5 separate regions of the Homo sapiens genome follow, and regions 2, 3, 4 and 5 are each linked to region 1. Evidence: read pairs that join two places in POLR2A ChIA-PET (ENCODE). Cell type or tissue: MCF 10A. All regions are shown on one strand.

Region 1 (4,000 bases):
CAGTCAGCAGGTAATGGCTGGATTTGGGCGCCTCCATTTGTTTCTTCTGCTTCCCTAAAAAATTTTTCATATTTGTCCAGGTATGGTGGTCGTTCAGGTAGTAGGTAATAATGTGTTGAACTAACCTTCTTCCCATTTTCAATAATGGGCAGAATGCAAGGAACCTTACTGGCAGATCCTTCGCTGTTCTGTCTTTGCAGTGCTTTGCTGCTGACATACTTGGGATCAGGGGCAAAGCTCTGTGTCGGGGGCATGACCCCATTGAGGTAAGACGGAAGGCTTTTGGGACTCGGTGTGCGCGAGTTACTCGGTGACAAAGGTTCTCTTGGCGGTACTTTGGGAGGCCTGTCTTCATCACTATAGGTGCTCGAAGTAACTTCTGCTGACCATCTTCTATAATCTGGCTTTACTGGTCTAGGAGGTATGGGAACTCTGGGGGGAACCTCAGGTTTGTCTTCATCGGAGTTAGGAGAAGCTCTGTGTATACAACAGTTGGATATCCTTATGGCTGGCTTGTTAAAGGAGCCAGCTGGTCCCGAATGAGACCTTCTTAATCTTCGGTGGGTCTGAGGTGGAGGAGGATTTGGATCTGGGACACCTCCATTTTGGTCAGACACATAGCTGAGATCTGCTGCAGAAACAGCTGGGGTATCAAAATATGCATAGTTGATTTGTCCACACCCACGGAAGCTTCGCCTGCCAGGAACATCATATTTGAAATCAGAAAGTGTAGAGTCTTCTAAAAGGAAGTCTGTATCTGAGCTAGTTAGGAATTCCACCTCACAGTCTGTGTCATCCAGAGAGAGGGCTTCAGAGATTGGCAACGGTGGAAGAGGCCTAGAACCCCGTTCACAAAGAGGGGCACAGGGGAAAAGGGAAGGGGAGTTTTTTATGGGTGTCAGTGGAGGGGTGGAAGCACAAACCCCATTCACTGTGAGTTTCTTAAAACCACATACAACTTGATCCTCTTCATGTGGTCCCAAGTTTTCACTTGGGGGAATAAGAAGAGGGGGCAAGCTGGACTTTTGAGATGGACCATTTTCTGCAAAGCAGTGGCCATTCATCGGAGCAGATTTGGAAGCATGCCCTGGAATGAACGAGAGATATTAATAAAAGATCAACAATCCTCTCTCCACCTGTGTGAGGGAGAGAGCACCCCAGCTACCTATGCTTCCACAGCTTTCTTCCTGAGTGAAACACTTGACTGCTGTCACCCCGAGAACACCCATGCAACCACCACAGGTGTAATTAGAGAGCAGAAGATTCTTAACGCACATGGTGTGGTTCAAAGAACAAACTATCTCCTCTATCTCCCTTGGACATGTGCACAGCGCACACCCACACATCACAGGCAAGTTTTGTGACGTGTGTAAAATTCGCGGAAGATGAATAGCATATAATTTACATGAATACCATACTGTACCAGCCTTGCCATTTAAGACATGCGACCATACTAGGCACGTAGGGTACCAATGAGATAAGACAAAGTCCTTATTGCTGGCACATCATAATATTGTGAGTGAATGGACTTGCCTGCAATGTGTTCAGTTCACACACAGCTCTTGACAAAGATCCAAGGAACAGAATATTCACATTAAAAATACTATTTTTTAAGTTTTGAGGAACATTTATACTATTTTCATCTATTACTGTCAAACATGCATTCGATACTAGTAAGAAAGGTGGGAAATCTCGCCTAAGGTTTCATGAAGTAAAGTATGCATCAGAGCTGGAATGAGAACTAATTCTTGATTTTAGAAGATCCCACGTCCATGAACAGTCCTACTTAGCAATCAGTGACTCAGAATGAAGGCAGTCGAGTACAATAGCTTGAGAAAAACACAGTTATCTTCTGAATCTGTTGCCACTAGGGGTCAGGCTGTTGTTGGAAATAGTTCAGGTTTCCTCATTTAAAAAATAATGCTGGAGGACAAGCTAACCCGAATCCAGACTGTTCTTCTCAAATGCTTACTGTGATCAGATTTTCAGAATACATACCAAGTGGTATTAGGCGCTCCTGAGCAGAAGAGTTCAGACTGTAGGCCATGGTTATCGGGTCAATATTTAAAAAGTTGCTGAAAGGAGAGGAAGCTACTTTGGTCATAAGCGAAGAGCAATCACAGCCTCTCCCATTTTAGTGTCACATATTTATCCAGATTACAGCAGCATTACATCCTCTACTTACTTTTTAAACTCACTGCGACTGCTCCAGTAGGTCTTCCTCATATTCCCCATGGCTCGGCCATTATGTAGAAATCCAGTTTTTAATGGGACTCTGATCTCCTGAGCAGCAACTCCTGCTATTGACATTGTGCCTTATTCTGGGACATCTCCAAACCTGTGAGGCCCAGGCACTTTAAAATCAACCAGTAGCTTTCATTCCCTGGGAGGTAGAAGAGATGAGAGAATAAAGAAAACAATTCAGAAATACCTCCATTAGGACAGTCTAAATTACAGCAAAGCTAACAGAGGATTTGGGGGATGCTGAATAGAAAAAATTAGTTGTAGACTTTCACTTAATTCTCACAGCTCGTGAGGGTACTTATATGTAAACACTAAAAATGATTTTTTGTGTAAATGCTAATCCAAAAGACATGAAATGTTTTAGTGAAATGAGAAATAATCTATTGCCAGCAAAAGCAGACCTCCTACTGCACAGCCTGAGAGTTGCACAACAAATCACACTCACTTGGCAATGCACACAGACCCTCCCCTGACTTATTAAACCAGCCTTCTAAGTTACGGCTGCACTGGGCATGAAGCACCAGTGGATCCTGCTTATTTTTCCCAAGCTAAAAAAGTAATTTCAGAAGCCACTGTATTTTATGCTGTAGAACTAATACTCACTAAAACACAATGCTGAAACTAAGCAAGAGTTTCTACAGTATTGGCACCTGACTACCCCAGGGTCTAGCATTTATCTGGATTTTGTATTTCAGGGTTGGCCATGGGGAGACAAATTCTCCAGTTACTACTTGTTCAAGGAACAAACAGTAATATATGAAGATACTAATTTCCATTATCCTGTAAAAATCAAGTTCTGCAAGATTACTGGCTTCAGTAAAAGCCTGGGACAGCTTCCTCCCTCCCTTTTAAAGACAAGTTAAAGGTACATTCTTTACATCCTCCTTTGTGAAACACCCAGTAACTCATATCTTGCTTAGCTGCAAGGCATGGATAACAAAATAAGTACATTTTTCTTAAATTAGTAGTTCCTCAACTTCAGGACCGCCAATCCCCTTTGTCAGATGTTACAGGTCTGGAGTCCCTATAGCCCCCTTTTCACTTTCCTTTTTTATTATTCGTTATGTGTTAGTCAGCATCAATCTCTGCTGTCTTCAGATAGCCAAGTTTATTTATAAGTTTAGGTTTTTTTCCTTAGGCACCAGGATATTATTTGTCAACTATTGTGTAACACTGACCCCTTTTGGGGGCACGTACATATACACTCTTTAACACGATCTCATTCTCTCACTAAATATTAGTAAGGGATCAGTGCAAATAATATCTGCACAGCTGAGTGCTGGGCACTGTGCAAAGGCTGGGCACTGTGCAAATGTGACACATTTGCTGTGGGGGAGAGGTACACAGGTTTTTTTTTTTGTTTTTTTTTTTGCTCAGCAACTTCAAATCTATTATTTACAAATCTGTCACCTCCTACTAGACTAAGCTCAGGACAGAGGCTGTGTCTCAATCACCTTTTAACAATCAGTACCTGGAACATTAGTAGGTGCTCAGTAAGTGAATGTTTGCTGAATGAATGATTGTATAATACCATCTAATTATCATAATCAGTATCAACTCAATATACACATTGTGTAAGGCACAGGGTTTTTTTTTTTAAAGCTAAAAACTTTTAAAAAATACTCTGCAAGTGTTTATTATTATTTTCCCATTAGAAAGGAACACAGTGATAAGTAATGTTCTACAGGTTCAAGATTTCAGTAACAAAGTAGAGAAGGGAGATCCAATGACTGGTTCTCTGCATTTTACCCTTCCA
Region 2 (4,000 bases), 200 kb after region 1:
CTATCTCAGTTGTATCTGGAAGAATTCTCAGGTTAGAGGGTGAAAAATATCTTTTTTATCCTTTCTCTTTTTATTTTTATTTTTATTTGAGCTAAGGTCTTCACCTAGGTCTGTCACCCAGGCTGGAGTGCAGTGGTGACATCACGGCTCAATGCAGCCTTGACCTCCTGGGCTCAGGTGGTCCCCCCACCTCAGCCTCCTCGGTAGCTGGGACTACAGGTGCACACCACCACACTCAGCTAATTTTTATATTTTTTGTAGAGATGGGGTTTCACTTTATTGCTCAGATTGGTCTCGAACCCCCCAGGCTCAGCAATCTGCCCGCCTCCGCCTCCCAAAGGGCTGAGATTACAAGTGTGAGCCACCGTGCCCGACCAATGTCATTTCTTAACGTTGATTTCCCCCTTAAGATGGGCACTGTGCCGAGAGATGTGGGAAAGAGTCTGCAAGCAGCCCCTTCCCCCGTCATCTGAATCTTTCATTTGTAAATAGGAGGATTTATGTGGAATCTGGCTTTTCTGATAGCATCGACGTTCCTTCCCGTGCCTTCTGAGTCTGTTTCTCTTAATTTGACTGTGGTCTCTGCTCTTCGCTGGACTCAGTAAGTATCTCACGCTCAGTTTTGGTGGAGGTCATGGATTTAACCCTTAGAGAAACCGTGGGGCAAGACTCAAGCTCATGAAGCCATGAGACGGCGAACCCCACATGTGAAGGCACCAGCTGGTAGTGAATATTCCCTGGGGAGGCGACCTTGGTGTTAATTCATTTATCAAGAATCATGAGGCCGGGCGCGGTGGCTCACACCTGTAATCCCAGCGCTCTGGGAGGCTGAAGTGGGCAGATCACAAGGTCAGGAGTTCGAGACCAACCTGGCCAACATGGTGAGGCTCCTTTCTCTACTAAAAATACAAAAAGTAGTCAGGCATGGTGGCAAGAGCCTGTAGTTCCAGCTACTCGGAAGGCTGAGGCAGGAGAATGGCGTGAACCCGGGAGGCGGAGGCAGTGAACCGAGATCACGCTACTGCACTCCAGCCAGGCCAACAGAGCGAGACTCCATCTCAAAAAAAAAAGAATCATGGCATCCAGCACCCTTCTAGGCACTTCACAAAACCATGCAGTTATTTTGTCCTGACCACAACCCTGAGGCAGGTGCTGTTATCATTCCTGGTCTTCGGATGCAAAGAGTGAAGCCCGGAGGGAGAGACTGCATACCAGGCTCCGATTCTGACTCCCAGAAAATGGGGAGCTTGGAGCCAGCCCAGGTGGAGCAGCCTCGGGTGCTCCACTCCACTGCCTCGTGATCACCTGCAAGGGCTTTATGCACCCAGCACCCAGCACCCAGCACCCACGCAGGCGGTGCAGGGAGCAGGTCTCTTTACCAATTTAGTTGCCACATCCCCAAAAAGCATTGAGTCCTGGAGCAGAGATCGTTTCAGCGATAGTGAGTTTGGGAGATGCTGAGATCGACTCTTGATGGGTCGTGGAGCTACCAGGCTCCTCTGCCTGGGGAGGAACAGGTGGCTACCCTCTGGAACATCCCAGCTACTCAGGAAGGCTGAGGCAGGAGAATCGCTTGAACCCAGGAGGCAGAGGTTGCGGTAAGCTGAGATCATGCCACTGCACTTCAGCCTGGGCAACAAGAGCGAAACTCGGTCTCAAAAAAAAAAAAAAAGGAAGGGAGGAGTGATATTAAAAGAGCCCGTTCTAAGGACAAAGGCCCCCACTTGCGCAAAGCTAATTATCAGAACCATGGCTAGAAAACTCGCAGAGTTTGGGCAGGCCACCTCCACCCTCATTTCCTCCCCTAAGTACCCCTCTACAGACATCTGCTACCTAAGAACACACGAACACAATGTGGACCTACGGCCCTGTTATTCCAGCTTGGAAAAAAAAAAATCACACCAGGTTGACTCGGTTGGGCTCTGCACCCCAAATGCCATAGCGGCCTCCGGGGGAGGCGGGGAGCGCTGTGTTGGCCCCTCACGCTCGCTGGACTTTCTGCCAGCCTGCCCTCTTTAGCGCTGGTCGGGCTCTGTGGTGGATATGTCGAAAGTTAGGGGAACATTGAGTCATCTCCTCCCTTTCAGCTGCGGCATATTTCTGGGAATGCGAAGCACATTTGAGCGACGTGACATTCCTTACCTCGCGGCAGCAAGGCAACTGCCCACTTCCTTTCGAGTCATGTTGCATCATCTTTCAGAACAGGACTAAACAAATAGTCTCGATACATGGCTTTAGGAAAGAAAAGCAAGTGTGCACGTTTGAACCCCACCCTCTCCGTGTGCTAGGGCACGATTCTCCTGCCCCCGAGGGAGAGAGGGCACACACCGTTGTGGTTAGTCTCCTGCCTTTCCACAGATAAGAACCACGTATATGTGTTCTATGCGCATCTCATAATCACAAAAAAGAGGCATGTGACATTCAATATAGGTGTGTTTCCTAACACATGTGTCAGAGGCGTCTATGGCTACGTCAGTTCTAGTGATGGGCATTGCAGTTTTTAAAATTCCTTGTCCTTGTCATCTTGGAATAAGTCACAGGAAAGGTAAATGATCTGTGTAAACCCTTTGGCCTGTGGATCAACTTTTATACATCTAAACCTGGGAAAAAATGTTATTTATTAGCAAGAGAGTGAACAAACATTTCAAGCTTGCAGAGGGAAGCTGGGGGTGCAGAGAGGATGCAAAAGTGAACAGAACGGGCATCTGTTCTCAAGAGGCTGCAGGGTCATGGTGGAGACAGAGCCCTGTGGAGCAGGATGCGTGGGCAGTGGACAGTGCACCAAGTGTTTGCTCAGGGGAGCGGGACCCAGAGGGGACCTGGAAATACAAGCTCCAGGAGGGATGTCTGAGCCCGGCGGGGGCTGCTGGGATAATAAGAAACAGTCTCCGTGCAGGTGGTGGGCACTCACAAAGAGGGATGGGAAAGTGCTGAGCACAGCTCCATCTCAGGCTGGAAACGGACTCTGCATCCAGAGCCACGGGGCCTGTGGAAGCCATGCTGGGGCTGGGACACCTCTAGGTGTTCAATGGTAGGGGGACTGTAGCCATCTAAGTCTTGAGCAGAGAGTGACCTGCTGCAGATATGCCTTGGGAAAGTCATCCTGGTGACACACTGAAATTTGTCCTGGGAAAGATTGAAGGTGGGGACATGTTAGGAGGCCATGTCAGTGCTGCAAACAGGGCTGCAATGACAGCCAGGGCTAGAGCAAGCGAGATGGGGATCACACAGCAGTGGTGCAATCGCAGTTGTGTGTGTGGAGCACTGACCCTCTGATTGCACGGTGCTGCACACTTACGCGAGCCGTCTCATTTCGCCATCAGAACCGCAGCCCTACGTGGCAGGTCAGCTATCACTCCATCTTACAGATGAAGAAACTGAGGCTCAGGGAACAGAGATAGCTGTTCACTGTCACACACTGTGTAAGCAACAGGGCCAGGACAAAAAGGGAGGTCTGTCTGATTCCATTCTCTCCCTTTAGAGTGAAATAACAGAACTGCTTGAAACCCAGTTAACTGTGGAGGGAGAGGGAGGTATTCTGGTGGCTTCTGTCGGGAGGCCTCAGAGAACAGATGACGTGACTAAGATGGGGGCAGGCAGGTGGGGGAGGAGGAACTTGTAGCTAGGCTGAGTGGGACCAGGTGAAAATCTGACACCAACAAAACACCACTGGTGGTACTGATGGTCTAGGATTGGAGCTATAGACCCGAGGTTCCTATAAAAGACTGAGGCTAGGAGTGTCCCTTTGCTACAAAAGGAAGATGTTTGTACGTATTGCTGGAGTAAGAAAGCAAGGCGCAAACAACGTCATAGAAGAGTGCCCTGAGAGTTCGTCACATTCCAGGCACTGGCTAAATGCCATGCATCTTGTGACAGCCTTTGACGTGGTGCTACCGTCATCTTCAGTTTATAGATGAGAAAACGGACACTCAGAAACATTAAGTAACTTGTCCAAGGCCATGGGGTTAGTAAGAGGTGAATCTGGGACTCGAGTTGAAGT
Region 3 (4,000 bases), 120 kb after region 1:
TGGGCAACATGGTAAGACCCCATCTCTACAAAATATACAAAAATTAGCCAGGTATGGTGGCACACGCCTGCAGTGCCAGCTACTCGGAAGACTGAGGTGGGAGGATAGCTTGAGCTTAAGAGGCGGAGGTTGCAATGAGCCAAGATAGAACCACTGCACTCTGTCTGGATGACAGAGCGAGACCCTGTCTCAAAAAAATGAAATAAAATAAAAGAGCAAAAAAAAAAAAAAAAAAAAACAGGTTAACAGGAGACAAAGCACACAATTTTTATAAACATTTACATGCATAAGAGTTTAAAAAAAAAAAGTGAAACTCAAAGAAGTGGTTAGGCTCAGGAATTTATACCATTTTAACAAAGAAAGGCAGGTTTGAGCTTGGAGAGACAACGGATCGTAGGAAAGTGACTAAGAAGCGTATGGGGACGAATGGGGAGTCAGGCGTTATTTCAGTAAGGGTCTCTTCATGTAGACTCATCTTGGAGCCAACCGCCTCTGGGGATGAGTGCTCTTCTCGTCCTCTGATGGGGGTGCAGGGACACCTTTACGGGGGAAATTGATGCCTGGCTTTCAGGCAGTGAAGGGGAGGGCAGAGAACTGTACTTGCTTGTCGATTCTCAAGTGCCTCCAGCTCAGAATAATCCTTAACGCCAAAGTGTGGTGGCACGCGCCTGCAGTCCCAGCTCCTTGGAAGGCTAAGGTGGGAGGATAGCTTGAGCTTAAAAGGTGGAGGTTGCAATGAGCATCCTATCTTTTAAAATTTTCTTTTAAATTCATTTTAATTTTTTAAATTAAAAATTTTTTTTATTTTTAATATTTATTATATAGAGATGGGATCTCACTGTGTTGCCCAGGCTGGTCTCGAACTCCTGGACTCAAGTGATCTGCCCACCTCAGCTTCTCAAAGTGCTGAGAGCCACTGCACCCGGCCTGGGGATGGCGTATTCTGAGTCCCTTCTCAGGGAAAACCATCAGCAAGTGAACATCACAGAGGGCTCTGTGTCTCTACTCCCCCCTCCCCCCGCCACCCCTGCCATTTTATTGGACTTGACTGTGGGACAAGGAGGTGTGGGAACCTGGGCCAGTCTGCCTTGAGGGTGACTGAGCTGGCACCCCTCTAGGGTTCGGCATTTTGCATATCTCCTCTTCCACGCCCTGGAGTCTCCATCCTCCTCCCTCTCTCTTGCCCTGGGCACCCGCACCTCCCCACAGATCATCTGCATTTCTGACTTCCTCCCTCTGTTCTCCTCCTGAGACTGGGTGCCAGGATCAGCTTTTGCATCTTTTAAAACCATATGCAGTATTTTCCCTCAAAGTTTGTTTCTCTAACGGGTTCACAGTTTTTCTGATTTACTGACTACACACTTTTATGAACACCGATCATTTATTTTTTCCAATACAAAATATTTTCTTCTGCTTAATATTTTCCATATAATATCTCCCTACTTTGAAAAACTTTTAAATAACCTCTTAAAAAAAAAAAGGAGTATGACTCAGAAGCCTTAAAAGCTGTGGCCACCAGCTGAGATCCTAAAATGACCCAACTGTGGAGCAGGGATAGAGTGAAATAAAATAAACCCCTTTCCAAGAAGCTCAGCCCTGGAGAAGAACATTTGTGAACAGAACTGTGGGCCTGTTGCCATTCTCCACCCTTCTGTTTGGGTTGGCCCCCATCCTACACGGTCATCTTCTCTCCTAACCAAAACAATGGCTGAGCTCATGGAGATTTTTACATTTTTCCTAAAAAGAAGTTTTATATCTCAATTAATATTTAAAATTCCAAGTTAGAAGGTACCTTTGGAAAAGTACATTCTTAGGTCAGAAACCCTGTCCTCTGAACACCACTTAAAATAACTCAACAGCCTGCACGAATCTGAGAATTCCAAGGTCATAGGTTTTTTTTAGCCTTGTTTGTAAGAACAACAAGACCAGCTCACACATGTCCAAGCGTATTACTCACAGTTAAAAGTAATAGTAAGATTTAATTGGTTTTCTTTTTTCTTCTGTGGTGTGTGTCTATTCATCAGCCTCTTGCCGCTCTAAGTTTTTCCTCCCTCCCTTAACCCACATCCTCAAGAAGAATTGAAGAATTTTCCAGTTATGCAATTTTGCCTGCAACTTTGCCTAGTGCTAGTCTGGAGTGGAGGAGGGGGTGGGGGATCTTCAGGTTCTGTTCCATTTCCTTAGCTCCCCCGACTCCGTAATTTGAAATCATGAACATTTTCGAACATACCAGAAACAGAGCAAATAGAACAATGAGCCCATCTTCCAACTCTAACAATCGTTACCATTTTTCAATGTTGTTTTGTTTAGTCTCCACGCTCCAGCCTCTTTCGTTTTGAAGTATTTTAAGCAAACCCTAGAAATAACATAATTTCACCCATAAATGCTTCAGTGTGTACCTACCACAGAGAATGTCTTGCCCCCAGTGTAATGCAATACTGCGATGAAGCTAATGCAATGAACAAAAACCCTTTAATAAGAACTGCTCCAGCCAGAGTGGACCCCAGGCAAGCATCTGGAGGCTGGCTCAGGGCCGTTGCTGGTCAGCAGAGTTGGTGGTCGGGGAGAAGTGGATGGGGACAGGAGAGTGGGGACAAGCTGGACTTCGTTGATACCTGTGTGTGTGTCTGTCATGCATCAAGTCTAAGAACTTTGGAGAGTCACGGCTGATGCTTCACGCAGCCTCCCGAATCCCACGACAGTGCCTCTTTGGGCCACCTCTTCACCCAGAACTCCACAGAGAAAGGGATGTGGAGGAATCTAGCTCCAGCTTCACCACAATGACGTGGTCCAAGCCACCACCACCCTTTCAGGCCCTGTCTGCTTTCCCATTTCCCTGCTTTCTCAATCATGGATTTTTACTGTTGGTTTGTACAGATTCGGAAACAAACAAAACACCAAGGTTGCCGCTGACTGTTCCGTCTCTTTTAATCTGCCACACTTCCTGCTCCATCTTTTCCCATGACATTGTTTCTTGATGTACCTGGGCCGTTTGCCCTGCAGAAATTCCCCATATCCGAATCTGGCCAGTTCTATGCTCCTGGTATAATGGTGGTTGGCTCTCGAGGCTTGATAAGGTTCAAGGTTTTGTTTTTGCTGTTTTGTTTTGTTAGCTTTTTGTTTTGTTTGTTTTGAGACAGGGTCTCGCTCTATTGCCCAGGCTGAAGTGCAGTGGCATGGTCTTAGCTCACTACAACCTCTGCCTCCTGGGGTCAGGTGGTCCTCCCGCCTAAGCTACCTGAGTAGCTGAGATTACAGGATTGCGCCAACATGCCCAGTTCATTTTTGTAGTTTTTTTTAGAGACGGGGTTTCACCATGTTGGCCAGGCTGCTCTCCAGCTCTTCAGCTCAAGTGATCAGCCCTCCTTGGCTTCCCAAAGTGCTGGGACCACTGCGCCCAGCCTGAGGTTCTTAGTTTTTTAACTCCCTTTGGGTTCCAAGTCTTGTCCAGGTCATAGGTGGCTGGGAGAAGCCAGGGAACAGTCAGTGGGCTACCTGGACTTTACTGAGCTTCCTTAACCACTGTGTGTGAATTGTCCCAGGTAGGGAAACTGCATAAATTCCATTGTTACAATTGGCTCTGTATCCACCTTGGAAATAGCTAGCTCAGTGTTTCTTCTTTCGGCTTGATGAATCTTCCACGCCTGGTAGTGCCTGTCTCACTTTAGATACCAACTGTAGTGTTTCAGTTGGATGAATGTCCAGTGGGAAGGAACCACATCTCTCCCCACCCTGTACGACAACTCTAGGTTCTCTGTTTAACAAAGGACATGGAAACTTATGGAAGTGGGACCCCTCTCACCAGGGTGGAAGCAGATGAAACACATTTCAGTGTAGCTTCTAGAGACCCACGGTGGCCTCTCCATGGATTCCCTAATGCGGCCGATTAACATTGTCCATGCGTTTTGCTATGTCCTTTAGCTTGTTTAGCCTGGTCTTATTGTCACAGTTCAAGAAGAACTTGCTCTAGCAATCTGTGACTTTTGTTCAAGATAATTTT
Region 4 (4,000 bases), 190 kb after region 1:
TATCAAATCCATCTTGTTCTCTGCATTTTTCTTATAACACAGAGTATGCCCCAGTGTTGAATAACCATGCCGGGGACAGCAGGAAAGGGACTCACGGGTTGTGAATTTACATGTGACGTCAGAAAGGCTCTGTAGACAGGAGGCGGGATGTGCGCCTGGCCAGCACCCCCCACCCCGCCTCCATGCGCAGTGATTACAGGCTGGATGGCACGTAGTGAGCCAGGCGAGGTCACCTTTGCACAAGCGGAGTGACTTTTCCCCCAATCTCATACCAGTCTGGCAGCATGTATGAAAAGAACGGTGAGAGAAGCTGTTTTATGCATTTCTAAAGGAAGCAGAGAAGTAAGAGCTTGGTATTTTTCAAATGGAACTCAAAGGTCTTTGCAGCCTGGGCTCGGCACTGGGCTGAGAGCCGTCAGAGGAGCTGCTGCAGGGGTGGCTGCCATTCCTCAACCCGATTCTATCGTTATTATTTACATTCTATGTCTTCTCTTTCAAGATTATTTTTTTGACATTTGCCTTCTGGCAGAGCTGGGACCAATGAGTGGGAGGTGGATTTTGGCGGAACACAGGAGGAATTCTCTTAGTCAGAGCCATCCAAAAATGGAAAGACCTGACTCAGAAGACAGCGTGTCCCCTGCCTGCATAAGGTCCTGGTGAGGTCCTGTCAAGGGTGCTCTGCCCTGTGCTTTGACAGGTGTGTGCGGAGATGAAAGGTAAATAGCCATTCTTGAGCGTGTCCTCTGTGCCAGACACTGTTTTAGGTACTTTTACGTGAACTAACACATTTAACCTACAAACAACCCTATGAGACAGGAACTATTATTGCCTATTATTACCCTCGTCTTACAGATGAGGAAACTGAGGCACAAAGAAGTTTAGTAACCCGCCCAGGTCACAGGGCTGGTATTCTAGGGAGGCAGGACTCAGCCCCAGGTGGCCTAGTGGCCTTGCTCCTACCTTGACCACCAGTGAAGTTGATCCTCTCATCAGCTGACCGGGCACAGTGACCAGCTGTTCTGTGCTAAAAGGAGTTTAGAAGGCAGCTGACTCAGCCCAAAATGTGGGGTTAGAAGTCAAGAAGGCTTTTAGACAGGGAACATCAGTCAACGAGTAACAGAGGCTAGGCTTGAACTCTCTGAAAGGAAGCCTGGGGGTGCCTGGCACACATCCCGTCCCGCCGCAGGCGCAGGTGGAACCAGGGAGTTTGGGGCCCGCCACTCCTGGGCTCAGCATGCAGTTAGCTCCGCACCCCCTTGCACCCCAGGTCTACGAGTTGGCTTTTTGCTTAGTTCATTCAAGTGAGTCTCCGACTTCTCCTCCAGTTTCAGGAATCTGTCCCAGATTTCTCCCTGGGCTGAGTTCTTGCCTTGGTCACCTGCCCAGGACTGCAGTTTCTCTGATACCACCTCAGGGGAGGGGCAGGACCTAGACCCTCAGAATCTGGCCTTGAAGCCTGGATACATCTGGGGAGCTGCTCACGCTTCTCAGCTGCATTTGCCTTGGTTGAGGATGGGAAGAAGATGCCTCCTTCCAAAGATTGCCGTGAAGATGGCGATGCGATAATGTGAAATCGCTGTGCGCGCGGCTGGACTCTATCAATCATGGTTGTCTTCCCACCTTTGCCACAGACTGAAGGTCCCTTCCTGAGCTCAGCCTGTTGGCATTCAGTCCCTGGGGCTGAACCTGGGCGAGCCAGGTGCCTCCTGCAAAAAGAGACAGTTCAACAAAGTGCAAGGAGGAAAGCTCTTCTGTACCACCATGCCCTGTGGAGGGTACCGTGTGCAAGGACTATCAGAGAGGTTCAGGACTGCCCTTCGGTTGAGCTCAGTGACTCTTTGTTCTTTGTTTTGTTTTGTTTAGTTTTTTGAGACAGGGTCTCACTCTTGCCCAGGCTACAGTGCAGTGGTGTGATCTCGGCTCACTGCAACCTCTGCCTCCCAGGTTCAAGCCATTCTCCTGTCTCAGTCTCCTGAGTAGCTGGGATTACAGGCATGCGCTACAACACTTGGCTAATTTTTGTATTTTTAGTAGAGACGGGGTTTCGCCATATTGACCAGGCTGGTCTCGAACTCCTGACCTCAGGTGATCCGCCCACCTCGGCCTCCCAAAGTGCTGGGATTACAGGCATGAGCCACCAGGCCTGGCCTCAGCGACTCTTTGAACCAGCGTCTGAGTCAGGAAACAAGGGTACCACTAGGCTCCAGGACCTGCTCTGTCTGTAAAATGAGAAGCAACTAGAATATCCCTAAAACTCCTCTTAGCTATAAAATGTTCTGATTCATGACCAAGGGAAGAAAGAAAATGTGTATGTAACCAAATAAAAATACTTTCTGATGTGAGCCAAGGAAGGGGACAGAAGTATTTGGCTTCCTCATTCAGCCCCACCCTATAGAAAGTTCTGGCTCTGGCATGAAGACACACTGGTCTGGTTTCCTCTCGCTTTTATTTCACAAGAGCCCCCAAATATGACATTTACGAATGCTCTGATAGTAGATCCTATTCAGGTGATTGGCCTGGAGGCTGAAACTTTACACAACAGCTTCCCCTGGGGCCTGGCAATCTTAAGGATTGGTGAAACTTTCAGCTAAGAGTAAAGAGCTTCTCACGTGGTTCTCATGGTGATGTTTTCCTTGCAACGGTTCTATAAAATGGGTTAAAATAATTTTTATGATCTTGCACTTGGGAAAACCAATAGACACAAAGGTTTAGTTATTTTTCCACAATGTGTGAATATGGGAAAAGTGGAAGAAGTTTTGATCCCAGAATTGGCTAGCTCCTTCTCAACAAGCAAACCCTGGGATCTTTTCCAATCACATCTTTGATGAGAAGAAAGTGGCTTCTTGCTCTCCAACAAATATTTGCCCCCAGATTCCTGCACCTACTGTACAATTAGAGAAAATTCCTGAGGGCTGAAGTCGAAGCTTCTGTCTTCTGTCTTCCTGTCAAGGTATCTTGGACCTCTGGCCAAACACTCAGATTAAAAGAGGAAATATCTTCATGGCTAATTTCTTTTTTTTTTTTTTTTTTTGACATGGAGTCTCACTCTACCACCAAGGCGGGAGTGCAGTGGTGTGATCTCAGCTCACTGCGACCTCCACCTCCGGGGTTCAAGCGATTCTCCTGCCTCAGCCTTTCGAGTAGCTGGGATTACAGGCGCCCGCCACCACGCCCGGCTAATTTTGTGTATTTTTAGTAGAGACGGGGTTTCACCGTGTTAGCCAGGATGGTCTCAATCTCCTGACCTCGTGATCCACCCACCTCGGCCTCCCAAAGTGCTGGGATTACAGACGTGAACCACTGTGCCCAGACTTTTTTTTTTTTGAGACAGACTCTCACTCCTGTCGCCCAGGCTGGAGTGTATTGGCGTGATCTCAGCTCACTGCAACCTCTGCCTCTGGGGTTCAAGTGATTCTCCTGCCTCGCCCTCCCAAGTAGCTGGGATTACAGGTGCACACCGCCAAACCCAGCTAATTTTTTTTGTATTTTAGTAGTGATGGGGGTGCATTTTACTGTGTTGCCCAGGTTGGTCGCGAACTCCTGAGCTCAGGCTATCGGCCAGCCTCAGCCTCCCAAAGTGCTGGCATTACAGGCGTGAGCCACCACACCCAGCTGACATTCTGAAACAGAATTTCTGAAATCCCAACTCTTCTCTACCCTAAAAGACAGTTCTGCCCAGTGGGGCCCAGTGAGTCGTCTCAGAGCATTGGGTCCTGGTATGAAACGAGACAAAGCAGCCTCTGTCACACCCTTACCATGAAGGATCGTTCATCCGATTGGAGGGCAACAGAGGGAAATGTTGACATCCTCAATTTCATCAGAATCCTTTTCCAAAGACACAAATAAGACGTCTTAAATATGGAAAATATGCATCATGATGTTGAAATCTCACAACTAAACATCATTTCCGGTCCTGTGTGTTTACTAAGTTTATATTCCCAATTTTAAAACTACCGATCAATTCTTTTTTTTTTTTTAGATGGAGTCTCACTCTGTCGTG
Region 5 (4,000 bases), 62 kb after region 1:
CTCCTAAAGTGCTAGGATTGCAGACATGAGCCACCGCGCCCGGCCGAGGCATGCATTCTTCTGAAGGCTGGTTTACTCTGATCCTACAAGGTTGTAGCTGGAATCTGGGTGGTTTCCTAAGAGAACTGACAGTTCCCTGGTGAAGCTATTCATGGCTCTCTTGAAACCAAGAGAAGGGTGTAGGAGCAAAGGGAATTTCCTTTCCCCATTTTTGAAGGTTTGCTCATTTGAGTCTACAAAACGAACTCTCAATAGAGGGCTAACAGGACAAAGGCACACACATTTATTCTGTGCACATGCACAGGGAGCCACACAAATATGAGACTCAAAGAAGGGCCAGATGACTGCAGTTTTTATACCCTACAGAGAGGACTAGATGCCTGGAGCTCCAGGTGGGAGGTGGTGACACGTCACGGGGGCCGCCAGGAGGAAAGGCATGGGTGAGCAAAGGCTGTCTTGTTATGCAGATGAGTCTTGCACACATCATCCCTGGAAAGAATGGCTGGTAGCCTATGGTAAAAGTTCCTCTATCAGAACTTTAGTCTCCTTTTCCTGTGAGTTCACCTTTCCTGAATCTGGATAAGGAGATAGAGAGATTGATACAGGTGTTAAAAAGAAATTACTTAGGCAGATAGTGAGGGTAAGAGAGTCCTCAGTCCTTTTAATAAAAAGCAGCCCACAAATAATTTCTTTTCTAATACAAAGCAGCCTGAAAAATCAAGCTGCAAACATAGACAAGCAAGCTGGAAGCTTGCATAGGTAAATGCCAGCAGCTGTGCCAATAGAAAAGGGCTTCCTGGAAGCCAGGTATGTTCAACACAGAGGCTCTCTCCCCTTTCCTTTGTTGCCACGTGTGTAGTAAAGAAGCAGGCTACATGGTGCTGGCCAGATAGAGACCCCACCTGCATGATAAGAGACTAGGGGCTGGGCGTGGTGGCTCATACCTATAATCTCAGTAGTTTGGGAGGCTGAAGCGGGTGGATTACCTGAGTTCAGGAGTTCGAGACCAGCCTGGCCAAAATGGTGAAACTCTGTCTCTACTAAAAATACAGAATTAGCTGGGCATGGTGGTGCATGCCTGTAATCCCAGCAACTCGGGAGGCTGAGGCAGAAGAATCACTTGAACCTGGGAGGCAGAGGTTGCAGTGAGCCAAGATCATGCCACTGAATTCCAGCCTGGGTGACAGAGCAAGACTCTGTCTCAAAAAAAAAAAAAAAAAAGAGAGATTAGGGTGGGGTGGCCAGCTTCTTTGCATGCTATGTGAATGGCTCACCTGGTCCCACCAATCCTTTGTGCCCTGTGTAAATCAGACACCACCTTCTCAAGTTCATCTATAAAACCAACTGCATCTCACCACGAACTGGGAGATCCACTCGGAACCCCTTCCCTCTGCACGAGGGAAGGCGGAGGTTGCAGTGAGCCGAGATCGTGCCATTGCACTCTAGCCTGGGCGATAGAGCAAGACTCCGTCTCAAAAAAGAAAAAAGAAAAATATGCTAAAATGACGTTTTAAAAGTTGCTTGTCCACTCATATATTTTTGTCAAGCTTTGTGTTACGAAACAGAGTCAAAGCCTAGTATCATTTTTAGCAGGGGTTGGGGGAGGGGGTGGGAAGTGATAAGTGAGACTGGAGGGAAGGCCAAAGGATTTGAAGGACAGAAAAGCACATATCCTTCCTAGACCTCCCCTGGCTCCAGGATGGAAAATGACTTGGCAGGGGCCCTTTTTGTGCAGGCCAGAAGGGAATTTATTTCCCAGCTGTTCTGTTGTATTTTCCTTGTTAGTCTTTGCTCCCACGGTCTAAGAGCAAATACCGGATCTTAGCGCCTACAGTACTGGTCAAGAGCTGCCACTTCAGTCAGTGTGACTCACAGCTGTCCGTGAACCACCTACTGTAACAGCTGGCTAGACACCACAGCCCTGCGGCCCTGCAGCCCAGCCACGTCTTTTTAGCTTCACCTCGACGGCCTTGCTCTTGACCTGAAATCACCATCACCTTAATGGGCTAGAAAAGGTGGGGTTTAGAGGTAGATACTTTTATTCATTTTTCTTAAATTGTATTTCTCAATTGCCACTCAAGGATCTTGGAAGATGTATTTAATCTCAACATCAAATTAGAGTTCTAGGAGACCAAGGCAATTGAATATGTCATTGGACAAAACTCCACTTCATATCCTTTGGTGTGTAAATGATTCATTCCTTGAAGAAGAAAGGTTCTGGTTAATTTGCGGCTTCGTTATGATTTGCTGCTTTTTTGTGATAAGGATGAGGGGAACTGCCTTTAGAAAAACTGGTTCCGTGGTAGGATCATGGTAGGATGACCTCTGGCCTCTCTCCCTGGGCTCTCTGCTGTAGCTTTCTTCCTCTCTAAGGCTTATTCCTGAAGCTTCACTAGAGACAGGTAAAATACAGTTCCTGCCCTCCGGAAGTTTCCAAATCAGCTGTGGATATAGATTACTGTAGGAGAATCATAAAATCACAGGAGTACAAATAAAATGCAGTTTCAGAGAAAGTACACATTACTTTTTGCCTCAGCTTGTACTGTAACATTAGCCTGTGTCTTTATCAGCCTAGAGCTTTACTTTGTTTTATTATTTTAAAAAAGAAAATCGTTCTGCTGGACTGGAAATACCTTGACGCCAGAGGCCATGTTATTTTTATCTTTTGATCTCCTCTCTATTCTAGTACATTCAGGCTCCACACAGGACACAGCACACATAATACTGCCTGGTAAGCATTTGCTGACATCACTGAATTGGGGAAGGTGTTGTTGAAAAGGTAGAACTTGAGCTCTGTTTTTAAATAGAGAGGGGCAGTTGGCGGTGACACACTCCCCATCTATGAGTCATTTGTTCTGGGCCGCAAGGAAGAATTTGAAAACTCAGAACAGAAGGGGAAAGAATGGCAGGTTGGTAGAATGACTAGAACAGAGCTGGGTGTTAGTTTGACAGAATATGAGGTCGGAGAGGAGGCCAACCAGCCTGGTTGCTGTTCTGGAGAATAATTGGGATATTACCGTGGCTAGATGCAGGAGGAGGGCCTTCCTGGGGTTGGAATGTTTGTGGAATGAATAGCATTTCTTTCCCTCTCTATTTCATCCTGAGGACACCGTCAGCTTCTTCACTGGTCCCTTAGCACATTTCATCCGTTCCTGGTGGTGGGAAGGTTGGAGCAGGGTGAGAGGGGAGCTGTTCAAATGATTTCCTTGTTCCTTTCTTCAACGTGTGTCAGTGTTATTAATTATTTTGTTCTGGAATTGGTTTGTTCTCAGGAAAGATGTTGAGTGCATTTTGAAAAACTATGTGAAAATTAGATTGAGCAAATAAAGTTTTTCCATTGTGGGAAGGATCCTGGATGACTTTATAGAGGTTCCATGGTTGAATAAGATGACCTCTTTAAAAGCAGCTACCGAGCTCGGGGCAACAGCTCAAGCTAGAGACAGTGTAAAAACAGCAACTTTGGGGAAATAAATAAGTTTCTTTGTTGACAGTGCTTGTGAGACATCTAGGAAGAGAGAGCAAATTTGCATGGGAAATCAGGCCTTGAGCTCAAGAGACGTCAGCGCAGAAATGAAGATTTAGCAGACAAAGGTGGCAGCTTAAAGGGGGTGATGGTTGAGAGGCGCAGGCTGCAGTGAGCCAAGATCGTGCCACTGCACCAGCCTGGGTGATGGTGCAAGTCAGTTAGGTCCTTCACTAGACTCTGCTGTGGCCTAGGTGACTGGTGTCCAGGGCTCCATAACCACCAGCAATTAGAAGCAGCTGGGCCCAGTGGCTCATGCCTATAATCCCAGCACTTTGGGAGGGTGAGGTGGGTGGATCACCTGAGGTCGGGACTTTGAGACCAGCCTGGCCGACATGGTGAAACCCCATCTCTACTAAAAATACAAAAATTAGCCGGGTGTAGTGGTGTGCACCTGTAATCCCAGCTACTTGGGAGGCTGAGGCACGAGAATCGCTTGAACTCAAGAGATGGAGGTTCTAATGAGTAAACATCGCA

The links. Peaks named below come from ENCODE experiments on the same cell type or tissue, not always from the same donor. Only the 100,000 strongest peaks of a DNase experiment are listed, where the experiment ranks them.
Region 2: POLR2A ChIA-PET joins it to region 1 with 27 read pairs; 12 of 35 experiments call an interaction of 5 or more read pairs at or near these places.
Region 3: POLR2A ChIA-PET joins it to region 1 with 13 read pairs; 12 of 35 experiments call an interaction of 5 or more read pairs at or near these places.
Region 4: POLR2A ChIA-PET joins it to region 1 with 28 read pairs; 14 of 35 experiments call an interaction of 5 or more read pairs at or near these places.
Region 5: POLR2A ChIA-PET joins it to region 1 with 26 read pairs; 11 of 35 experiments call an interaction of 5 or more read pairs at or near these places.

Annotation. Positions count from the first base shown.
Region 1 is chr1:8,013,310-8,017,309 of GRCh38, forward strand. It overlaps ERRFI1 (ERBB receptor feedback inhibitor 1), which reads right to left. Exons shown (of 4, transcript NM_018948.4): 2 at 2,186-2,383; 3 at 1,999-2,075; 4 at 1-1,087. The coding sequence starts at 2,310. Among named protein-coding and RNA genes, the nearest start is that of ERRFI1, 11 kb to the right of the region's middle. In MCF 10A, a CTCF peak has its summit at 1,855 (motif pointing right); DNase peaks (open chromatin) are centred at 1,872 and 2,702.
Region 2 is chr1:8,209,995-8,213,994 of GRCh38, forward strand. LINC01714 (long intergenic non-protein coding RNA 1714) reads left to right here. Exons shown (of 4, transcript NR_125998.1): 2 at 493-601. Among named protein-coding and RNA genes, the nearest start is that of LINC01714, 3.3 kb to the left of the region's middle. RefSeq lists enhancers at 1,298-2,497, 1,975-2,269. In MCF 10A, no CTCF peak of the experiment used is centred here; a DNase peak (open chromatin) is centred at 2,127.
Region 3 is chr1:8,132,249-8,136,248 of GRCh38, forward strand. The region is part of intron 2 of LOC107984915 (a long non-coding RNA gene); the gene reads right to left. Among named protein-coding and RNA genes, the nearest start is that of LINC01714, 74 kb to the right of the region's middle. In MCF 10A, no CTCF peak of the experiment used is centred here; DNase peaks (open chromatin) are centred at 1,153, 1,623 and 1,953.
Region 4 is chr1:8,202,161-8,206,160 of GRCh38, forward strand. No RefSeq gene overlaps it. Among named protein-coding and RNA genes, the nearest start is that of LINC01714, 4.5 kb to the right of the region's middle. In MCF 10A, no CTCF peak of the experiment used is centred here; DNase peaks (open chromatin) are centred at 181, 591 and 2,481.
Region 5 is chr1:8,075,542-8,079,541 of GRCh38, forward strand. All of the region lies in intron 2 of ERRFI1-DT (ERRFI1 divergent transcript), which reads left to right. Among named protein-coding and RNA genes, the nearest start is that of ERRFI1-DT, 51 kb to the left of the region's middle. In MCF 10A, no CTCF peak of the experiment used is centred here; DNase peaks (open chromatin) are centred at 1,830 and 2,810.